Linked DNA regions of Homo sapiens: region 2 is linked to region 1. Evidence: read pairs that join two places in POLR2A ChIA-PET (ENCODE). Cell type or tissue: PC-9. All regions are shown on one strand. Links, peaks and the distances in the headings refer to the core of each region. The heading gives the core; the rest is flanking DNA.

What was found. ChIA-PET counts read pairs that join two places held together with the same protein. Peaks named below come from ENCODE experiments on the same cell type or tissue, not always from the same donor. Only the 100,000 strongest peaks of a DNase experiment are listed, where the experiment ranks them.
Region 2: POLR2A ChIA-PET joins it to region 1 with 7 read pairs; 6 of 35 experiments call an interaction of 5 or more read pairs at or near these places.

The regions. Positions count from the first base shown.
Region 1 is chr1:202,280,389-202,288,388 of GRCh38, forward strand. LGR6 (leucine rich repeat containing G protein-coupled receptor 6) reads left to right here. Exons shown (of 18, transcript NM_001017403.2): 6 at 393-464. Among named protein-coding and RNA genes, the nearest start is that of UBE2T, 58 kb to the right of the region's middle. In PC-9, for the core only: no CTCF peak of the experiment used is centred there; a DNase peak (open chromatin) is centred at 3,183; H3K27ac peaks cover 358 bases.
Region 2 is chr1:202,142,660-202,158,221 of GRCh38, forward strand. It overlaps PTPN7 (protein tyrosine phosphatase non-receptor type 7), which reads right to left. Exons shown (of 10, transcript NM_002832.4): 3 at 15,459-15,562; 4 at 15,080-15,164; 5 at 12,874-12,950; 6 at 11,527-11,664; 7 at 11,066-11,176; 8 at 9,883-10,040; 9 at 7,652-7,765; 10 at 4,357-6,040. The coding sequence ends at 5,947. ARL8A (ARF like GTPase 8A) reads right to left here and starts at 2,078. Exons shown (of 7, transcript NM_138795.4): 1 at 1,791-2,078. The coding sequence starts at 1,913. RefSeq lists silencers at 1,019-1,068, 1,569-2,278, 12,425-12,474. In PC-9, for the core only: CTCF peaks have their summits at 12,397 and 12,603; a DNase peak (open chromatin) is centred at 12,262.

The DNA.
Region 1 (8,000 bases), core at 1-8,000:
CCATAAGTACGTCTGGCCACTGAGTCAGGCAGACTGGGTCCTGGGGAGCCCAGCCATAGAAGAAGCCTCAGACTTGAGCCCCTCTGACATCAGACCTGTCTTCTAGAGCTTAGGGGGAACTTGCTTTAGCCTTGGCCTGAGGCTCTCCTCTCCCTTTTTCCTTTAATAGGAAATCAATATGGGGTAGCCTGTGGTCAATCCAGCCTTGGAGATTGTGGCTTCAGAAGTCAGTCTTGGCCAGTCAGTTTGTTCCTGGAAACAAACGGATGGACCATTAGGGTCATTCTGTCCATGCTTCTGCCTACACTTTCCCCATGCCACCATGTGCTCTTCCATCCCCTGGCCCCAGTGCCGTGGGCACCCATTCTGATGCGTCTTTCCTTCCCGTGCAGGCATTTGCATAACAACCGCATCCAGCATCTGGGGACCCACAGCTTCGAGGGGCTGCACAATCTGGAGACACTGTGAGTTTTGAGGTCTTGGTCAAACTCTGTCCTGCCTGGTGATGAAAGCCTGGAGTCTTGGAGTGGAGGGAGCACACAGAGGGAAGAGCCAGCAGTCCTGGGATGCTGGGGTCTGGCCCCGGGCTTGTTTACCCACATGCCCCTCCCTGGCACTTTCTCTGGAATATCACTGAGAATGAATTTCTTCCTCCTTCAGGTGGTCAGAATGTGCCCTCTGGGAGTTCAGAATGGCCCAGGGAGTAGGAACCTGGGATCTCCCTGTGGGCAGAGACCACCAAAATAATGAAAATTCTGGACAGAAATGGGAACTGCAAGAAGCTCAAGGAATTAAAATATGAAGCCCGGGGAATAGAAGGCATGGGGGTGGGGCTGGGGCTGACTTGATGGCAGTTTTGACATCTGTGTAAGGGTGGCTGCTGACAGAAGGAAGAGTAATACTGCAGAGTAATGCTGGGACTGTTTGCCAATTGATCGAACTAGCTAAATGATTAATGGGGAGATGGCCCATTGAGCACTCTAGCCTTACTATAAGAAGCACCCAAGCTGTTGACTCTCAAAAAGCCATATTATTCACACATCATCATCCTGGAATTCAGTTAAGGTCAGAATACACCCAAACCCTCCCATCATTTCCTGTGGAGTCCTGCCAGTCCCCACACAGTGGGCTGAGTGGGCCCCACTTGAGCAAACAACTGGCTGGGCTCTCCAAGTGTGGCCGTTTCTGCCAGCTGGGGTCCCTCAGCATCCATGAGGGAGCTGGCTGCCATGGCCACCTGGTACAGGCCTCGGAGAGGGTCGATGGGGAGAGAAGGACCCCCAGGTCACCAAGTATGAGCCACTGAGGTTGGGGTAGAGCTCATGGTGTCAGGGGGATGCTCACAGTTTCTCTTACCCCCCACTTGCTCCACCTTGCCCTCCATAACCAACCCCCCTTATTCTCCACCCCCTCCCACATATACCCCAGGACATCAATCCTGAGGTGAGGGGTTTTCAAGAATCCGAAGCAGCAGAGGAGAAAATGCTGAGTCAAGCTGTGATCTGGGAAGCAATGTACTGGGGAAAACCATTTGGGAAAACTTATCCCAGGAGGCCTGGGCTAATGGCATTTGTGGTGGTGCAGGGAAAAGTAATAGGGAGGCTGAGACCCAAGCTCCACTCTTTTTTCCTGTGGGCACAAGACCCAGAAGTGTGGCTGCTTTCTTGGGCTTAGCCTGAAGCGGGAGAAATGGCAGAGCCAGCCCAGCTTTGCCGGCATGCTCACCCTCCGGAAGACTGAGGACTGAGGTGTGGGGGACATGCCCCAGCCTGGAGGCAGGAAAATTGGAACCTCTTCCTGCCACTGTGCGTGACTTGGGCTACATGTTCCTCCCTCTCTAGCTGTCATAGACAGCTGGGCAGTTAACTCTGGACAGTCTAGCCCACTCAATCAACATCTGAGAAAATTGATGTCCGGGGAGGTGTCATGGCCTGCCCAGAGTTACTCCCTCAGTTAGAGACAGAGCAGATCTAGGGTGCATTAATGAGAAAACATACATGAAAGTCCCTGGGGGAGAGCCTGCTGTCCTCTTTTGTCTGGGTCAAATGTGAACTGTGTGAGCCTGCTATGTGCCAGCTGTTTGGGGGAATCCTAGATGTAAGAGATGGTGCTCATTACCCTGCAAAAGCCTGTGTGCCCACAGCCACCTTCCCTCAGGAGATATAAGAGCTTTTAGGGCAGTGTTTGGAGTTGCCATGGATGAGCAGGGCAGGAGGGAGTCCAATGCCATGAACCCTGGAGTGTGGGCGCTGTTAGCTTTGCTGGGAAATCAGGTGGGGAGGGGGTACATACACTGACTATGTGTTGGCGCCTCTAAAAAACCAACTAGCAGCTGTTTCTTCACTTTTGGGGCACACTGCCTAATTCTTTCTCAATTAGCCACTGGATTGCCGCGCAGGGCATTTGGCTCAGCTGATGCTGGCTGAATTACAGAGCAATCCTGCCGCTAAGCGCCCACTGTACCTTTCATCTACAGGAGCACTTGATTCCATCACACAAAGCCCAGGGCCTGCACCCACTTTACCAATGGGAAAGCCAAGGCTAGGAGCCTGGTGGCAAAGCCCTTGGCATCAGACAGCCTGGGGTACAGTGCCACTTCTACCAGCTGTGTGACCTTGGTAAAATCATTTGCCTCTGTGAGTCTCCGTTTTCTAATCTGAAACATAATGCCAGTAATAGTTAACTAATCTTACAGGGTTGGCCTGTGGATTAAGTGAGATGATGTGTGTAAAATTCTTACAAACCCTGACAAGCTGTATAGGAGCCTGCCCTACACTCCTTTCTCCTTTCCCATCTCCTCCTCTGAGGGCCTCCATCTCAACAATACCCCCTTCTTCCTGCCCTTGAGGGGTGAGTTCTTCTTCCAACTTTTGATCTCCAATTAAAAAGGGGAAAAGTGTGTTCTTTATCCTCTGTTCCCCAGAGCATTTGCTGGGGAGCCTGCAGGGGCAGCCAGATGTGGCAGGGGGAGGAGTAGATGGGAGAATAAAAGGAGAAAGAAATGATAGTCAAACCTTTTAATTGTTGCATAATTGGCACGCTTTGCAGTCTCTGGAGCTTTTCATGTGAGCTTCTCACTGGAAGGGTATTTCTCCCTCAGGCCCCATAAATCTCTGCCACTTAGACTTCTCTCATCTCCGGCAGCAGAGGGAAGATCAAACCCCTGCGGCCCAAGCTGCGGTTTGGCTGGAGCTGTGGTTTGGCTCCTCTGCAGACTCCTCTAAGTGGGGAAAGCGGCCCCCAGCCATACCACCTGGGGAGGAGGGGCCAGGTGCGGGCATGCACACACGTGGTCACACAGGCATCTGGAACTGCACAGCCAATCATGTGCACGTGCAGCACACGTGCCACATGTTTCAAGCCCTACATGACCCTCACTCCACGTAGGCAGCCCCACCCCACAACCCAGCACAGCACAGAAATGCCCATCACAAATGCACCTGCAGCAACACACCCTCTGTTATGCCCTCAGCTCTGGAGACCAGGCTGTTTGGCTTCCAACCCTGGCTTTGCCCCTGCAAGCTGGGTCAGCCAGAGGAAGTAACTTCACCTCTGTGAGCCTCACTTCCTTCATCTGCACAATGGGCTACCTCAGAGATGGGGAGAAAGTGTGAGAGACATACACCATGCTCTCTTTTACTCCAAAAGAGCCAGCAAATCCAAGTCATTTGGGCAGGGTTCAGGGGATGGGCACTGTTAAGACCTCTCTTGTTTAGCAGAACAAATCGTGCCAACTCCACCCGCCCCACCCCCTTCCTACAGAAACCTTGTTGCCCTCTGGGAAAGTCTGACCTCGTAGGAAGGAAGCTCCCAGGACATTTCTCCTGATGTAGTCATCATCATTCCAGACTTTGCCAAGAAACCTCAGCCAGAAGCAGACAGGTCATGCTCCATCCTGCATCCACAACTCCTTTCTACTTCCACAATGAGGATGACCCGAACTTGCTGGGAAATTGAGAATCAGAGGTGGTCTAGTCCCCAGACTGTGAAGTAGTATTTCCACTTAACCAGATCAGACCAAATGTAGGTATTTGGGGGTGAGTTGCCCATGTCACTGTAATTTGCAAGTGACGGTAAACCACTAGAAACCATACCTCTTGCTTTGTAATACGTTGCTTCACTTAGCACTAGCTCCGTCAAGGTCAGATCAATCATAGGACTTCCCAGGTATCTAGGCTGAGAGATAAGAGAGCATGGTGAAGAACATTTCTAGGAAGGTTTTCCCAGGAGGTCTCAGGACCTGAAACCCTAGGTCAGTGTTTGGAAATGTGTGCCTGGAGGCCATGACGAGCTAGTCTAGCCTGACAGCTAATGATCTTTGAAAATCTTCGCAAGAAAAAAAAAGGTCGAGCAAACACAATTGCATCCTAAAGGGCCCACCCTCATGCTCTAGATCTGGGAACTTGATGGCTGAATCTCAGCTAGAACCCAGGAGGGGACAGGGCCCAGGATGGACCCCGGGGACAATAGTGTCTCACCTCTCTTGGGCCTGGGTGATGCTCCTTGGGCCTTGTTATAACCTCACTAAACAAATCAGGCCCAACTGGAGCCCTGTGCTGGCTGGACACTTCCCTTTGGAGGAGAGCCTGGGGCCATAGTGAGAACAGAAATCTTCTGGCCCCAGCTCTCTCTCTAAATCAGGACCAGCATTCAACAGGGGCCTGGGACAGGAAGAGGGCAAAGAAGAAATGTATTGAATTCTGCCTTATAATACAAAATTGTACCTTCCACATCAAATCTCCTCTGGTGATGGATGCTCTGGTGATCTGTTTCCACAGAACATTTTTACTTCAACAGCAACTGTAGCTAGAAAATGTTCCTCTCTGTGTGTGTCTTTGAAACCATTAATGCCAACAGGAAACTGGCTCTGACTTGGTTCTGAGAGTATCTGGCCACCCCTTACTCCTGGCCCTGATGTCAGCCTTTGGCCAGGGACAGGAAACCAGGTGGACTTCCATCGAGGTCCTCCCAGGGCTCAGGGTTCTTCCCAGGGTAGAATGAGGATTCATCTTGACTTAGCAGACTTAGATTCAAATCCTGGCTTTGCCACCAGCATGTGACAGGTGCAAGTCACCTGACTTCTCAAGAGCCTCGATTTCCACAGATAGAAAATGGGGATAATAGTTTTCAATTGAGAAGATTGTTGGCAAGGATCGCATTAAATGAGATGACTTCACGTGATGCCTGGAACATTATAGGTGCTTGATTTATGTCGGCTTCCTTTCCTGTCCTCCCATTTAATGTTGGATGGAATGTGTCCTAAGGTGGCCGGGAGGATGTTACCCAGAAGTGTCATTTCACAGTGGTCCATGCTGTGTCTCATCTCCTCTGTAGGATGGATGGGAATTTCCAGGCAGTCAAGGCATGACTACTGTGTTAATTTCCTGTGGCTGCCATAACAAATTATCACAAATTTAGTGGCTTAAAAAAACAGCAACTTATTCTCTCACAGTTCTAGAGGTCAGAAGTCCAAAATCAAGGTGTTAGCAGGGATGGTGCCTTCTGGAGGGTTTGAGGCGGAATCTATTCCATGCCTCTCACCTCACTTCTGGTGTCTGGTGGCAATCCTTGACTTGTAGACCCATCACTCCAATCTCTTACTCTATCTTCACGTTGCCTTTTTTGTTTTCTTCTGTGTCTCTCCTCTGTGTGTCTCCTCTTCTTGTAAGAACATTTGCCATTGGATTTGGGGCCCACCCTGTTAACCAAGGATGATCTCATCTTGAGATTTTTAATTCCTTCTGCAGAGGCCCTCTTTCCAAATAAGCTCACATTCACAGGTACCAGGTTTGGACATATCTTTTGGGGGCTACATATAATTCAACCCACTCTACAGCTATCCTGGCGGGCTCCATGACAGAGCCCTCTGGGGATAGGCTGATAGGTTGGGGCAGGGGTCCAGATGAATCTCGCAAATTTGCCTTCATATCTCAAGGTAAGTGCTGATCATCCCACTAGTCACTGGGCAAATAATTCCCTGCAGTTAAGAGAATTAGAAATATTTTTTTTCTGAAAGGCTGTCTTGTCTCATATCTTATTTATCCCCCAATCACTTGTTGAGAAAGACAAGGCAGGAATTGTGTATCCTCATGTTACAGATGGGGAAACTGAGACAGAAGGTGGATGACTTGCCCAAGGACACCCAGCTAATTAAGAGCCAGGATTTTAATTTGGGTTTCTCTGCCTTTGGCCCAGCGTCAGCCCATCAGACCACACTGCCTCTTGAGGCTAAGAATCAAGGAACTCTCTTTCCTTGCCAGTTCTTAATCATCTTACATTTGTGGGTTTATTAGCTGCAAATTTGTAGGGTTTTGTGGCTTATAGAGGAATTTATTGCTCCATATAAAAATTTTTTTTTCTGGCTTCCCCCGCAGAACCACTAATCACTTTAAACAGGCAGAAAATTGAGCTGCCCAATGAGTTTGTGTTGCGTTCTGTGACCGTGACGAGTTATTAATAGTTCTTCCCAGCACAACATTCCTTTTCCCATTGCCCTGGTGTGGGGGGTAGCCAAGGTCACTGCTCCTGTCATTGCTGCCTCTCCCTCCCCTGCTGGCAATGGGGACAAAACTTCCACTGTGAACTCTACCCCCTCTGCCGACTGCTCCAGGCACCCCAGCCAGCTGGTCTGGAATGGAGAGGAAGAGAGGTTAAGGGGGGTGGGAAGCTTGGCCCACAGGTTCCGTAGTAGATGTAATGGAGAGGAAACAAAGTTCAGGTCTGGCCCTCCCATATCTGTAGGAAGGAGGAGCTGGTAAGAATTAAAGATTACCACTCTCTTTTCTTCTGTTTCTTTATATTCACTCATTCCATAAATATTTATTAAGTTTTTAGTATATGCCAGGCCACCATTATAGGCACTGGTAAAACATTTATGAACAACAAAGTGTAGTCCCTGCTATCACAGAGACTAAAGGGTTCTAGATCAGAAGTCCTGAGTTCTTTTAAACTTAACATGAATGCACTGTTACCAGCATTTCTGACCTCATCACCCTAACCCCTTAACCTTGGCATGTCCCAAGGCTCAAGTTCTCCCAAGGCTCAAGTTCTGTTTACGCTTCTCTCCCTCCATGTTCTCATCTGGTCTTGTATGTTTGCTGATTACTCCAGCCCAGACCTATCTCCTGAACTCCAGACTTAAATATTCAAAGGCCTTCTTAACATGCTCACTGGATATCTAACAAATATCCAGACTTCCAGACTAAACCCCGGAGTCTTTCCCTGAACCCATCCCACCAGAAGTCTTCCCCAGCTCAGTGATGGCAGCTTTACTCCTGCAGTTACTCAGGCCCAAACCTTGGAGTCATCCAAAACAACTCTCTTTCTCTCACATCCCACATCCAAGCTGTCAGCAAACTCCATTGGCCCCATCTTCCAACTATATTAAGAATCTGACCACGTCTCACCCCTTCCACTGCTACCACGATGCTCCAAGCCGCCATCCTTCTCTCACCTGGGTTATTGCAGTGGCCTTCTATCTGGTCACTCTGCTTTCATTCTTGTCATCCTACAATCTGTTTTCAACACAACAACCAGAATGACTATTTTAATATACAAATCAGGTCATGTTACTTTTCTGTTCCAAACCCTCCAGTGATTCCTCATCATACTCCAGAAAAAAAAAAGCCAACATTCTGTACTGGTCTACAAGGCCTCAGATGCTGTGGCCCCTTGCCGCCTCTCTGGTGTCACCCCCTCCTCAATCTAGTCCAGGCACGATGGCCTCCTTGAATATACTACTTTTGTTCCTGCATCAAGCCTTTTCCTTTTGTCTGGAATGTTCTTTCCACCATTATCCACATGGTTTACTTCCTCACCTCCTCCAGGACTTTGCTCAAATGTCACCTTTTAAGTATCCTCCCTGGTCACCACTTTGCAACCTCCATTCCCAGCACTCTCCATTTTCTACTTAATTTTTTTCCATAGCATGCACCGCAATCTGATATCCTAATAATGTATTTACTCACTTAATTGCCTGCCCCTTACCGCTCCATGAGTTT
Region 2 (15,562 bases), core at 4,778-12,777, 130 kb before region 1:
TGTATATCACAGGAACTCTTGACCCTGGCAGGGGAATTTGGGACTCTTGGGTTCTGTTTCTGGCCTGCTATAGTCTCCAACTCTCTGGATATGATGCTGGTCTAGAGGGGGCCCTCCTGTCAAAGGCTCAACTGCAGACCCAGAAACCGAACCCACCCGGGTACCTGTGGATCCCTGTCCCAGAGCACAGCTATAGTAACACCCTGGGGAACGAGGAGATACCTAGGCCCAGCTGCATTTCTCAGACCTAAACGCCTAGAACCCAAGCCACCTAGGCCTGCAGAGTCAGGTCAGAGTCCAGGTGTTATGTGCCTGCTCTGGGAATCCAAGAGCCTAAGTCAATGCCAAGTTTAACCAGAGGGTCTCTGACCCCAAGGGCAGAGCCTAGGCAGACAGAGCCCAGGGGTGTTAGCTCCGAAAATTACTGTGCCAAAACCGCAGCATTGGCCTGAAGATCCTGCCCTGTCAGGTCAGGAGACAGGAGACACTGGGTCGAGAAAGGGCAGAGGTCATTTGCAGAGCATGTTTGGGAAAGGAAGCCAGTGTTCAATTGTGTAACCACAGGATGCCCGCCCCTCGAGCTTTCCATCTGCCTTCATGCCTCAGGTCCAATGAAGTGACGTCCCCTGCCTTCTAGGACGCTGAGAACTGTCGAGGAGGCCCATCTTCTGCAAGGTGGGGCAACAACACGGACAGGTAGAGGTACCTAGGCCGGCTGGATACATTCCTCTGCTGACCTATCTCATCAGTATCTTTGGTTACTATCTGGCCAACTCACAGTTGTGGGAAACCTCAGCTTTGGGACTGGGGCCAGGTCCCTGGACAACCCCAGCCCCTGTCCCATGCTTCCTCGACCCACAAGCCCTGTCTAGCCTGGCTCTGACAGGCAGGCCGCAGCCATTACGGCAGCCTCAGCTCACACCCATGGAGCTCATCTTCCCCTTTTTTGAGAGAGATTTTAACTCCTTCCCCACCACTCCCCTGGCGCTGAAAGACTTACAATCACCCACTTCAGTGTTGACGACCCAAAGCCCTTAGAGCCACTCTCCCAAGGCCCCAGTGGGCCGTGCCCCTACACCTCATCCTCTCTTGTCGGGAGCACCTGCTCCTGCAAACTTCTGAGCCAGACGGAGTCTCCAAACTCCCGTTACCATGCGATCCTCCCTGGACCCCCGGCTAGACACTGCGGGTCGGGGAGAAGTTGGGGAGGAGTCTGGGCTTGAGCCAAGGGCCTCAGCTGACTCCTCTACCCCGGGGGATACCTCCCCTCCCCCTCAATAGGGCCGGGGCTTCCTCTTCCGGCAAGGAGGGGTTAAGCCCTCTGGGTGGGGCTGGGCTTGCCCAAACCCCCTCCTCAAGCCTCTCGGCCGCCCCGTCCCGTGACCCTCTACCCGCGGGACAGGAAGGCCCGTGCACTTTCGCCCCGTCATGCCCCCTTGCGCGGGGGCCAGAGGGGGCCCGTCTCAGCCGGCAGCGGGTCCCTCCTGCTTCGAGAGCCCCTCGGTGCCGCCTGCCCCGTGGCACCGGCCCTGTCTGTTCGTCCCCCTTCCCCTGCCCCCAGCCGTGCAGTACCGGCCCGGGTGAGAGAGCGGGTCGCGCGCCGCCCCGGTCCCCCACGGCACGGGCCGTACTAGGCCCCAAGCGCTCGGGGCCGGCTCCTCCCCCGCCCGGCGCCCGGCCGTGCCCGGCTATGCCAGGCGGCGACCCCGGCTCAGCAGGGCGCGGCGCGGGCGGGGACAGGCCCGACCCGCGGCCCGCGCCCGGGGACCCCGCGCCCGACGCCCTCGTACCGCGATCACGTTGACGAAGGTGGTCTTGCCCGAGTACTGAAGCCCGACCAGCGTGAGCTCCATCTCCTCCTTCCAGAATAGGGCCTTGAACCAGTCCAGCAGCTTGTTGAACAAAGCGATCATGGTCGCTGCCGCCGGCCCCGCCCGGTGCCAGGTCCCCGCCGCCCCTCGCTGCCCTCGCGCTGCGGCCCGGAGCGGCCCCTCCCCGGTACGGCCCGGGTCCCGCGGCTCGGTGCGGGCGGAGGCTCGAGCGCGGCTGCCGACGACTCGCTGCCCCGGAATCGGCTCGCCGATGGGTGTGGCTTCCGCGCCCTCCTCCTCCGCCGCCGCCGCCGCCCTCCCTCGCGGCCGGGCCGTGTCCTGCTCGCACCCGAGCGCGCGCTCCTCCCTCGCTGGAGCCGGGGGGCCAGGGGCCGCACCCGCAGGTGGGGTGAGCAGGGAATCCGCAGGTGGGGTGAGCAGGGAATCCGCAGGCTTCAGCGGCGGGGGTTGACCGGCAGCTGGCGTCGAGAGGCGCTTGGGAAATGGGGTCTAATTTATTTTAGACCCTGTCCCCGACTGCCGCGCCCTGACTGGCACCCCCTTTCTTAAAGGGTGGTGGGCTCGAGGTGGGTGAGGTTCCGGTTAAGCAGGAGCCTTTTCAGGTTGAAGGAGAGTGGGTCACCCACTTCCCAGGACACGGAGATGAGATCTCTACGACAGGGAGGCAGATGGAGGCTTTTTTGTCCCTGAACCCTTGCCTCTGAGCATTCCTGGGTACAGTCCCATCCTCTCAAAATGCACCCAGTGCAGAGGGACAACCGTATTCGGGTCTTTTAATACTCCATCTTGTTTTGTTCACCACAATTTACCCCGACCACTTGTTAGGAAGCCTCTGGCCCCAAGTGAAACGGACGCTTGAACTTGCTCCGGATTTTTACCAGCATCCCCAAGATACCCAAACAGATACAGTCCTGGCAGGGGGTTTTCAGTGAGGAACGTCTGTGACAAAGGAAAATGTTGCCCTGTTTTGGTGAAAAGCAGAGTATTCTTCAGGAGGAGAAGTGATAGTTCTCCTCTTGAAGTGGGTCTGGAGTGCCTGCAAAGATGCCTTACTCCTGCCCCTCTCCTTGCAAGACCCACCCATAGGACCTGCTCAGGCAGGCTGACAACCTCAGCTGGCAGTCCCGGGTAGGCTCAGGCTTCGGGCAGTCCCCAGCCTATGCTGGCTGCCCGTTGGGGTTTGGTTTTCAAATGTAGTCATATGTAGTCTATTGTTTTAGTCAAAAGTGGGTAAACTATCAATATCAACCATATCTGTCCAATCAACTGGAGTTAGATGACCCCAAATAGTCAAACAGTTACCAAAGTAGAAGAATCACAAGGTTTCGGCTAGCATAATATTGTTTTTTTTTTTTTTTTTGATGGGGTCTCACTGTGTGGCCCAGGCTGGAGTGCAGCGGTGGGATCTCGACTCACTGCAGCCTCCACCTCCTCGGGCTCAGGTGATTCTTCTACCTCAGCCTCCCGAGTAGCTGGGACTACAGGCATGCGCCACCATGCCAGCCTAATTTTTGTATATTTGGTAGAGACGGGGTTTTGCCATGTTGTCCAGGCTGGTCTCGAAGCCCTGAGCTCAAGCCATCTGCCTGCCTCAGCCTCCCAAAGTGCTGGGATTACAGGCATGAGCCTGGCCAATATTCTGGTTTATTAAGCACCATCTTTCTAACCTCTGCCCTTTATAAGTCCTCCTCTAGCTCCTAAGATAAAGGCTATGGACTGAATGTTTGTGTCCCCCCAAATTCATAGGTTGAAGTCCTAATCCCTAAAGTGATGGTATTAGGAGGTGATTAAGTCATGAGGGTAGAGCCTTATAAAGGGGGCCGGTGGGATTAGGGGGAAGAATACCAGCCCACAACCTTTTCACCATGCAAGGACAGAAAGAAGGCTCTGCCTAATAGCCAGACACTGAGTCTGCAAGGGTCTTGATCCTAGACTTCCCAGCTTCCAGAACTGTGAGCAACACATTTCTTTTTTTCTTTTTTCTTTTTTTTTTGAGATGGAGTCTTGCTCTGTCATCCAGGCTGGAGTGCAGTGGCATGATAGCTCACTGCACCCTCCACCTCCAGGGTTCAAACAATTCTTCTGCCTCAGCCTCCCGAATAGCTGACTACAGGTGTGTGCTACCACGTCCGGCTAATTTTTTGTATTTTTAGTAGAGACAGCGTTTCACTGTGTTAGCTGGATCTCCTGACCTCGTGATCCGCCTGCCTCGGCCTCCCAAAGTGCTGGGATTACAGGCATGAGCCACCACGCCAGGCCAGCAATACATTTCTGTTGTTTAGAAGCCACATGGTTTACGGTAGTGTGAATTGTTACAGCTGCCTGGGTAGGCTATGAGGGTCCACCCTGTCTCACTTCCTAAATTGACTTTGGTTTCACCTTACTTTATGTCCTTGGAAGTGCTAGAAAAGTGCATATCCCAAGGGCAAAGATTTGCAGCCTGCCTGTCCCTGGTCTGCAGTCTTTCTCTCTTGCTACAAAGAGGCCCCAGAGGGCCAAGAAGAAGATGGAAAGAAGGAATGAGTCAGTCATCCAAGAAGTCTTTATTTTCCCACTTGGTTACTGTTCTGGAGCTTGTACCCTCTGAGCTCTGAGATGGGGTTGGGGGGACAGTGCCAGGGAGGGCCTGTGGGGCTGTGCAGTTGCTTCCCTCTGGGCTGGCTCTGAGCCCAGGGCAGGATCAGGCACTTGAGAGCCCCCCACCGAGCCTCATTGGCATAGACAGTCGTGCCTCTCACAGGGCTCAGGGGAGGTGGAGGTGTGGGCAAGTCCATCCCCAAGGCTGTAAGGAAGGAGCAGCTCCTCCATAAGGCCAAGCAGAAGCATTAGGGAAATCATCCTCAGTTTTAGCACTGCGTGTTCTTCAGGAGAGAAGTCCTGAGTGAGGAGGCCCAGCTGTTCTCCAGATCCAACTCCTCGGGGGTTTCCACAGAGAGCTGGTATCAAGGCAGCTGTCAGGGGCGGCGTGCCTGGTGATGCGGCATCTTACCTTCATCCCCATCTCAGAATGGGCAGCCAGTCTCAGATTCAAGGAGGAGGAATCCTGAGGTGTGGCGTTCAGTCCTGAGGTAGACCTGAGGTCCCCTGGAAATTGTGTTGATGCTGAGATGGATGAGGGGTGCTCATTCTCTCAGGTAGACAGTGAGGAGTCCTGGTTCAGCCGAGCCTCCATGTCTGCATGGATGGTTATGACCCTGATTGTTTTTGGAAACAGCCAAGCTCTCTAGGTGTACTCAGCAAATGCAAGGTATAGTGGGTCCTGCATACCCAGGGTATTATTTGAGCCATGGAAGCAAAACAGAGACTGCTTAGCCTCCCTAAGAGTAGTTGGTGGGAGTGGCCAGCAACCATGGAGGCAGGAGCAGCTCCTCTTTGCCTCTGAGTAGTCCCCACATGTTCCCTCTTCCAGAGATTTCAACTGCCAGGCCTGGTCACCTCTGTAGCCTACTCTTATGACACATGGGTGGAGGCAAGGGTAACCAGAGTCCTTGTTCTTTCTTTTGATTGGGGTCATCCAGCCCTTCCGATGTGTGGTCAGGGAGCAGAGTCACTGATAGGATGTTGAGACTTGGAGATCAGGACCAGACTTTTCCCCATTCTTGCATCTGGCCTGTGCTTGGGCAGGACCTCGGGTGAAGGATGATCTTGGAATCACCCTTTTGTCAGCCCCAGGAAGGAGTGGCTGGAGTGGCTTCTAGAAACTTCTCTCATTACTTTTCCCTCATGGCAGCTAAGCACTTATGTTCATGTTATAGAACAGGAAACTGAAGCTCACAAAGAGTGTCTCAGAGAACACCAGGACACCTGGGCTTCTTTCTTTGTCTGTCATAAATGCCAGCTCCTGTCTTTAAGTTCAGAGAGACATTGGAGGTTCCCCTTACTGTCCATCTGGGGCCAACAGAGGAAGCAGAGGAGTGGCCAGTGTTGAAGACCTGGAATCCGGCCCCTTGTCCTTACTGCTGCTGCTTCCTGTGACTGCAAGCACCACTAAGGAGGCACTCCTTCCCCACACCAACCCAAGGGGTACCCCCAGATCACTCGGCCCACTTTCCCCAGACCCACCTTCCCAGGCTTGAGGGAGGTAGGCACCTGGGCCACCGGAGGGTGGCAGGGGTCAGGGGCTGGGTTCCTCAGGCAGCTGGCCTGCATACAGGGCCAAAGTGTGGTGCAGGAACTGGTACTGCTCTGCCGTCTGGATCATCCCCCCTCTGCAAGGAGAAACACACAGACCATGAGTGAAGGAGGGTCAGGGTGCTGGCTGAATGGCTCCAGTCAAACATCCCTGTGGTCCTACTGGGAAAGTCCTGACTTTCTCAAAGAACATGCCAACTCCTTTGCCTATATTCATCTTTTCACTTTTTTTTTTTTTTTTTTTTTTTTGTGAGACAGAGTCTCACTCTGATAGCCAGGCTGGAGAGCAGTGGTATGATCTCAGCTCACTGCAACCTCTGCCTCCCAGGTTCAAGTGATTCTCCTGCCTCAATCTCCTGAGTAGCTAGGACTACAAGTGCCTGCCACCTTGCCCAGCTAATTTTTGTATTTTTAGTAGAAACAGGGTTTCACCATGTTGCCAGGGTGGTCTTGAACTCCTGACCTCAAGTGATTGGCCCATCTTGGCCTCCCAAACTGCTTGGATTGCAGACATGAGCCACCATGCCCCACCACCTATATTCATCTTTTCTACTTTCTACTCCTCATTGCTGCCCCTCAGATCTGCTGTGAGAGAAGTCCTCTGCCCCTTACACGTGCTGAGGGGTGATGCCCCATGTTGACACTTGGTCTTCCTTGATCCACTCAGCTCCTGGGACAAAACCAGATCTCTGAAGCCTTGGGTCGGGCCAGGAATACTCCTGAGCCTCAAGTTTCCTTCTTTCTAATAATCTTAAAAAGTAAAAATAATGATTCCATACATTTGTATAGTAGTTTCCATTTCCAAAACATTTTCATATAAGTTAACTCATTTCTTACAACAGTTTTCTGGGGGAAGGAGCCATTATCTCTGTCTAGATAAAGAAGAAGTGGGGGCTGGGCACAGTGGCTTAAGCCTGTAATCCCAGCACTTTGCAAAGCCAAGTGGGCATTGTTGAGCCCAGGAGTTCGAGACTAGTCTGGGCAACATAGTGAGACCCCCATCTCTATTATTAAAAAAAGAAGAAAGAAAAAAAAAGAAATGGGGGCTCAGAGAAATCTAGTGACATCTCAGTGAGACAGATGTCAGAATCTGAACACCGGCTCTGCCTCCACCCAGTGATCTTCTTTGCACTACTTGTTGCTGCCTCATATCATGTTTAATTCCAGGCATCCAAGCCAACATTCCAGACAGATATTCTTTTTTTTGTTTTTTTTTTTTTTTTTTTTTGAGTCAGAGTCTTGCTCTGTCACCCAGGCTGCAGTGCGATGGCACAATCTCGGCTCACTGCAATCTCCACCTCCTGGGTTCAAGCAATTGTCCTGCCTCAGCCTCCTGAGTAGCTGGGATCACAGGGGCCCGCACCAGGCCTGGCTAATTTTTGTATTTTTAGTAGAGACAGGGTTTACACCATGTTGGCCAGGCTGGTCTCGAACTCCTGGGCTCAGGTGATCCACCCGCCTCAGCCTCCCAAAGTGCTGGGATTACAGGTGTGAGCCACCGCACCCGGCCATCCAGATAGATATTTTTTCCTGGTTGTTAGTTGTAAAATAAACAGCTCTAAGCAGAAAGGGTTTCTTCCTTTCTTGCAGGAGTGCTTGATGGTGATGGGCCTAGCAGAACTCTGGGGCCCAGAGGCACTGATGCCATCCGTTAACGTTGTTGGCCTTGTTTACACCCACAGACCCACCTGTCTAGCCGCAGTTGGCACACAATACCCAGAATGTCCACTTCTCCTCGGGCTTTCAGCTGTTGACAGCCAATTCGCGTGGCGATGAAGCAGCCCGTCCGGCCAATCCCTGCACTGGAGATAGCCAGGGAGGGGACAGGGAGGTCATGGGAGACCAGGGAATATGAGAGCCAGGCCCCAAACTATGGAGAAAGAAATGGGACCTGCAGGTGCTATATTTTGGGGATAGGGCTCTGGAGATGGAGGCAGGTAGCAGTACTCTGCTTTCCAGTCCCCTTGGGGGCCCTGCTGGAGGCAGGTTTTAATTGGCATGGGAGGAGTTTACATTTCTTACCAGCCTTACTGTAAGCCTGTTGCAGGCCACCTTTTGGTCCCTGTGGACATTTTGACGATCTCCCTTCTGCTGAGTCTACAGTGGTTTCCAACAGACAGTTTCCCACTTGTGGGTGTGCTGACCCTCGAGCCCTCCTTATCTAACCTTGACTTCCTCTCAGCTCAGACTCATCTTCCACGCAGCCCACGCCCGGCCCCTCTGTTTCCCACCTTGGCGCCCTCCCACAGTCTTCTCTCCACTCTGTTCTGCTTTCTCTATCGTGCCCTCTCTTTATTTCAAAACCCCCTAGGCCTCCCCTTCCTCTTGCGTGAGCCCCTAATGACCTCCCTGCACATGTCCCAGTGCTACCTGTGGGTGGGCTGGGAGGCCCCTGTGTCATGCCTTTTGCCTCTGTGCTCTGTTTTATTTAGGATATGCACTCCCAAATGGTCCCTTTCTTTAGTCTTGTCCCCTACGACACCCCCTCACTCTGGCCCAATCCATTTTTCACTCTATAGCCAAAGTGTTCTTTTAAAATGGCAAATCCAAGTGTCTTAGCCAGTCCTCCAAGTCCCCTCATCATCTGACCTTCACTGGCCTTCCAAACCCATCTCTCATCATTACCCCACACACAACCTCTGGGCCTAACCTGTAACCCTGCTCCCAGCAGTGTATCCATTTTCACATTTCTTCTCTGGGCCTTAGCATGTGCTCTTCCACTTGCCTGGAACGTGTTCCCTTCCCTCTCTTCACTTGGCTAATTCACCTTTCAGGTCTTAGCTTGGCTTAGATGGCCTTTCTCTTGGAAAACTTTCTCTGGTCAAAGTCTGGTTTAGGAGACTTGGTTCTATGGTCCCCATAATATCCCCATCACAGCTCTCATCACATTGCGTGGTATTTAATTTTTTTTTGAGACAGAGTTTTGCTCTTGTTGCCCAACCTGGAATGCCATGGTGCGATCTCAGCTCACCACAACCTCCACCTCCTGGGTTCAAGCAATTCTCCTGCCTCAGCCTCCCGAGTAACTGGGATTACAGGCATGCGCCACCATGTGTGGCTAATTTTGTATTTTTAGTAGAGACAGGGTTTCTCCATGTTGGTCAGGCTGGTCTTGAACTCCCGACCTCAGGTGATCCTCCCGCCTCAGCCTCCCAAAGTGCTGAGATTATAAGCATGAGCCACTGCACCCAGCCTAATCTGCCTTCTTTCCCACCAGCCTATAAAACTGTCTGGGAAGAAACCAAACTGCTTGGTTCATAGCTGTCTCCTTAGCAGCTAACACCGTGCCTGACAAAAATAGGTTTTCCTTTTTTGAGATGGAGTCTCGCTCTGTCACCCAGGCTGGAGTGCAGTGGTGTGATCTCGGCTCACTGCCTCCAGAGTTTGAGCAATTCTCCTGCCTCAGCCTCCCAAGTAGCTGGGATTACAAGTGTGTGCTACCACGCCTGGCTAATTTTTGTATTTTTTAGTAGAGACAGGTTTTCACCATGTTGGCCAGGCTGGTCTCAAACTCCTGACCTCAGGTGATCTGCCAGCCCTGGCGTCCCAAAGTGCTGGGATTATAGGTGTGAACCACCGTGCCCGGCCAATAATAGGATTTTCAATACATATTTGTTGAATAAGTAAATGAGTTCCCCAACAGCTGGAATCCTGTTTATGTCCTCCTGCAGCTGACTGGGATCTTCCTGATATTCCATCCCCTCTATGGATGGGGCCTGGGTGTCCAGCCCAGATGTCTGGGTTCTGCGTGAAGGAGGTAAAAAGAACAGAGCCCTTGCTGAATGGCCTTGCGAGTCATGTCTGAGTAAGGACTAGGCTTGCCTGATGCTTTTCTGCTCAGACCCTTCCCCAGGAGAGACCCAGGGGGCAGGGGAGGGGAGCACAGTCCACAGGCTGCAGTGAAGGGAGGGCCACGCACCTGCAGTGGACTACGATAGGCCCGGGGTGGGCGGCTGTCTCCGGGCTCTCCTCCACCTCTGCCACTAGGCGCAGCAGGGGCCCAGCTGATTCTGGTGTCTGATGGTCTGGCCAGGCCGAAAAGAGGATGTGCTTTACTGACCGGCGCTCTTCCTGGTACTGGATTGGAGACAAGGCATGAGAACCAAGGTCAGGGTGGAGGGCACTGTCTACCTTCTTCTCTGGTGCCTGAGGAGGGCAAGGGCTGGAATTACCCTGTGGGGGGGTCATCTACTCAAAGCAAGCTAGGTTGCAATTTTCGTGCTCATTGTTCTCCACCACTTCCCCCTTCAAAATCCCGGGAAGGAGCATTGTCCTGGGAGAGGGGAGAGACCCAAATTCAAGCCCTGGCTCTGCTTCCCATAAGCACATGACTTTGGGCAAGTCCCTTGATCTCATTTTCTTCACCTGGAAAATGGGAACAGTGATATCTTACTGGTTTACTTGCCAGGATATTTGGAGGAGAATGAGTTGATAGAGGAATGCTTTCAAAAATATAAAACACCATAAAATAATAGAAGGCATTTTAAAAGCCCTTGTGTACATGTTATTCCACATCTCTTTCTCTTTTTTTGTTTTATTTTGTTTGTTTTTTTTTGAGACAGACAGTCTCACTCCGTCACCCAGGCTGGAGTGCAGTAGCACAATCTTGGCTCACTGCAACCTCTGCCTCCTGGGTTCAAGTGATTCTCCTGTCTTAGCCTTCCAAACAGCTGTAATTTTTAGTACAGACAAGGTTTCACCATGTTGGCCAGGCTGGTCTGGAACTCCTGACCTCAAGTGATCCGCCCCCCTCAGCCTCCCAAAGTGTTGGGATTACAGGCATGAGCCGCCACACCTGGCCTTCCACATCTCCTTTAACCTCCTCTCCTTCCCTTGGCCCTGCTCCTGGATCCTGCCTGTCCCCGCCTGACCATTTACACAGATGGGTGAGTACTTCCCGGTAGTCCTATTTGGCTTATTGGCTCTGCCCTATTAGACTAGAGGCTGAGGACAGTGCTCAAGTTTCTCTTTCTGCTATAGATGTGGGTTTAAGATGGTTTAGAAGAGCAAACCCTTGGCTCCTAGTGAAGAGCCAGCCTGAGTCCCAGAGATGCTGTGGGCGGCCCAACTTCCCACTGGGCCTGGCTCCGGGGGGGTGGTACCTGGATGGTGAGCTGCCGCACAGTGTATTCTGGGCACTCTTTCATGTCCTGGATGCGGATCTGGAAGGGTCCATAGGTTTCCTCTTCTGTGGGCCAGTAGTGGACACATTTCTAGGAGGGAGGGAGCTGGGAGTCAGAAGAGGGTCAGCTGGAGCAGGTGACAGGGCAGCAGAGAGGGGCTGGTATCTCCTCCCCATCCTCCACCCCTACTGGATGGGAGGTCAGCAACAGGGAGCCTGGCTCTTCTGAGCTTGATACCTGCAAGCAGAGTGCTCACCCTATCCCGTATTTTGGCCATAGACAGCCTCCCAGGGCTATATCTCAGGGAACTTTCTGAGAGGTATGAGCTGGGGCTGGCTCCCAGGGAAACCTCTGGTTCTGAGCTGCCCTGTGTGTGGGGTGGGGGTGGGGTGGGCATAGCACTTTCTGGGTTCATCATGAACTGTGGCTCTGCCTCCTACCTCCTTGCCCTCTCGGAGCTGAGTGAGCATGACAATGAGGGACACTTCCTCTTGCCACACCATCTCCCAGAAGTCCGACACAGTGTTGGGCATGGGGCCCTGGGTGGCAATGTAGACCTTCTCCTTCCCGTCATAGCCCTGGAAGGTGGAAGCACAGGGGAAGGGGTGGGGAGCAGTGAGAGCAGAGCTCTGGGGAGATCCTAGATGCCTCAGGTGCTGGGGTCAGCCTGAAGCTGTGAACCACACGTGTAGACGTACACATGCACGAACACGCACACTCAGAAGCCACATGATGGAAAGGATACGGGTTCTGGAATGAGGATCAGATCCCTGTTCTGCTGTTTCCTGGCTGTACCACTATAAGCCAGTTACCTAGCCTCCGTAAGCCTCAGTGGTATCATCTGTAAATTGGGCATAATAATATCTATCTTGTAGGAATGTAGAGTGGATTAAATTCAGTAAGATATATTGAGAGTCTAGCCGATAGCAAGTGCTCTATAAATGTTTATTCCCTTCCTCCCCTGCTGCTTTCTTCTAGCACAAAATACCTAAACAGTGTTTAATATTTGTTCAGTGACAGTTTCACATTTACAGGTTACTACTTTTCTATGAAAGTAGTAGCAAAATGTAGCACACTCTCCCTAACCTGATTTTCTCACCTTCAGGATCCTCAGCTTCCTGCTTCTCAAGATGGTGAAATCCAGACTGCAGTTGATCCGGTATTGGCCGGCAAATGTAAGATCATGTTTCCCCATGGCTTCCCTAGCTAAGAGCTTTTCGCCTCCCTGCGCCCCTGACTGATGTCTTACCCACATTGAGTCACTAGAGAGCGCTGCTTTTACATCTCCTTAGGGCCCACAGCAGCGAGAAGCTGGCGTGGAACACCCACCTGGCCTGGAGCTTCCTATAGCTTGACGTCAATCAACCATCTTCATATAAGAGGGGCTATCTGAGGGGCAGTTAAGGTAAGTTGGCGGGGAGGTCCCATTAGTGCTGGCATCACCTATGCAGTTCTCGGGAGCTGTGAGCTCTTAAGCAGCTGGAGATTGGGTTCAACAATGCTAACTTCCTGCTAAGTTTAGAGGGTGGCATGGGAGGACTGATAGTGGAGGTTAGGGAGACTTGGTGGTCTCTCCAGATATTTTTCAACATCTGCTCCGTTTTTTAGGTTGGTGTTTTGGGGCATGTTCAGTACCAGCCCAGCTTGGTAGGGCTATGACAGCAGTGAGCTGGAGCAGGGAGGGTAGGAAATGCAGGCACCTGATCCACCAGCCATGGCTGGAAGATATTCTCAGACGTCTGAGAATTCCCCCATTCCCCGCCCACCACTGCAGCCAGGCCACTCACTCGGATGTAGTTGGCATTGATGTAATCTCCGTCCTCCTGGCTCTGTGCCCGGCCTAGACAGACACGGCTCTGGGGATCTAGGAAATAAAAATCAGCAGAGGTCAGAGGTCAGAAGGTGACCAACTAACACAGACTCAAGCAGGGTCAGAAAGAGGAGAGTTCCTGTGCTCATCACAGTCATAGCACCTTGTGTATAGCAGGTGGCCTTACACCCACTGAAGTTGTTGTTTTTGTTGTTGTTTTTAGAGACAGGGTCTCATTCTGTTGCCTAGGCTGGAGTGCAGTGGTGCGATCATAGCTCACTGTAACCTCTAACTCTTGGGCTCAAGTGATACTTTTGTCTCAGCCTTTGACATAGCTGGGACTATAGGCAAATGCCACCACACCTGGCTTGCTTATTTATTTATTTATTTACGTTTTTTGTAGAGATTGGGTTTCACTTTGTTGCCCAAGCTGGTCTTGAATTTCTGACTTCAAGCAATTCTCCCACCTCAACCTCCCAAAGTGCTGAGATTACATGTGTGAGCCACCATGTCTGGCCCCTATTGAAGTATTTTATACGCAGACAGTAGGAAGCTGTATAATGTTTTTGAGCAGGAGAGTGACATGATCAAAACAATAGTTTGGGAAGATTAACTGAGTGGTGCTGTATAGGATGGACTAGAGAAGAAAGGGAACGGAACAGCAGAGACCAAATGGGAAGATACAATATTAGATATAATATTCTAATAGATACAGTATTCTATCCTTGAGATCAGTACAGGTTTAGAACAAGATTATGCCACTAGGGATGGAAAAAGAGATGTAGAGGAAGAAGAATTTGTTTTCTAATGGTGAATATGGGATTCACATGAGCAACTTGCCAGATATCACATAGCTGTGAAGTGGGACTAGGACTCAGATTCCGCTCAGCCACGAGGCATTTGGCCTCTGCCTCTAAGGGGGAAGGATTTCTCTAAATGAAACCCAAACATGGATGAAGAAGCTGGCTTGTGAGGAAAGGAGAAGAGACTCTCGCTCTGCTCATGCCAGCCTGGTCATGGACAGAAGGTACCCTGGGGACCAGGGGAATCTCAGGCAAAGGAATTTTTCCCTTTTCTGGTGGCTGCAGGGCTGATTAGAATTAGGCCAAGAACAAGGGCTACTCCTCCCCCTGGCCTGGAATAGCGCTAATAGCACCTTGATCCGCCCATGCAGGCAGAGGACACTCCAGGAGGGTTAGCAGGAGACAGGGCCCGAGTGCTCACTGAGCTAAAGCCTCAAGCTGGGAGTAGCTTCCCTGTAGGGAGAGCAGGGGAGGGAGGGAGAGGCTCCGGGGCCTCATGCCTGCCTCCGAAAAATAGAAGGTGCTTGCTCCGGGTCTGCCAGTTTGCAGGGTCACCCCCTCCTAGCACAGTGTCCTCCCTCCCCGCCTCCACTGCTCTCTTGCTGGCCGTTGCCCTGTCTCCATCTGACTTTCTCAAAGCCATCTCTCTGGGAGCCCTCCTGGTGGTGCTTCCTTCACTGCAAGCCTTGGCTGGGCATTTCCCATGCAAGAGGAAGACAGGGAAAGGGGCTTGGTGCAAGTAGCTAAGTTGAATATCTTAGGTAAGATATTCAACTTCTCTGTGCCTTAGTTTCCTCACTTGTAAAATGGTCATCACAGTACCAACTTCATGGGATTGTTGTGAGAAATGAGTGAATATAAAGGATTGAGGCTGGACGCGGTGGCTTACGCCTGTAATCCCAGCACTTTGGGAGGCCGAGGTGGGCGGATCACCTGAGGTCGGGAGTTCGAGACCAGCCTGACCAACATGGAGAAACCCCACCTCTGCTAAAAATACAAAATTAGCCACGCATGGAGGCGCATGCCTGTAATCCCAGCTACTCGGGAGGCTGAGGCAGGAGAATCGCTTGAACCCGGGAGGCGGAGGTTGCAGTGAGCCCAGATTGCGCCATTGCACTCCAGCCTGGGTGACGAGAGTGAAAACTCCGTCTTAAAAAAAAAAAAAAGGATTGAGAACAGGGCCTGGCCCAGGGTACATATCTGCAAACATTATTATTGCTGCTGTTGTGATTCTTGCTCCTTCTTCCCCCTTTCTCTGCTGAGAGAAGATGTGCCAAGCAAGGTTGATCTTCCCTGGCTGAAACTGTGTACTTTGTCCTCTGAAGTTCTCTAGCCCCAGGGACTGTACCCGACTCCCTTCATCCCAGCAGCAGTTCTTACTTGGCAAGATGGTCTTGTATCGGTCCTTGGAGGCGTGGCCAGGGATGTCCAGGTCTTCGGGGCTGACAAAGTTTGAAGGGATCTTCTGGCAGGGGGAGGAAATGGGTGAGCAGCTGACTCCTAGCCTCCTTTTCTCTCCTTCTACCTTTTTCTAGAACAGCTGGACTCTGGCCATTCCTTCTTGACAATAGTATGTAGGCCTAGATGGGGTGGGGGCAGAAGGGGAAGCCTGGGGGCAGCCCCTCCCTCAGCCCTGAAGTTCTCTTTCCTAAGGGGCCCAAAGGGGAGACTTGCCCAGGGTGCCCGTGAGAGAATGGTTCCAGCTGGCTGCCTCTGATACAGAGGGCAGAGCGATTCAGAGGGGACCCCAATTTCTTACCAAGAATTCTTCTTCCAGTTGCTTGGGGCTGGGTGGCTGGCGCTGAAGGGCCCAGCGGGTAAGGGGGTGTCCAGCAGTGCGCAGAAAGTGTAGGGTGACCTCCC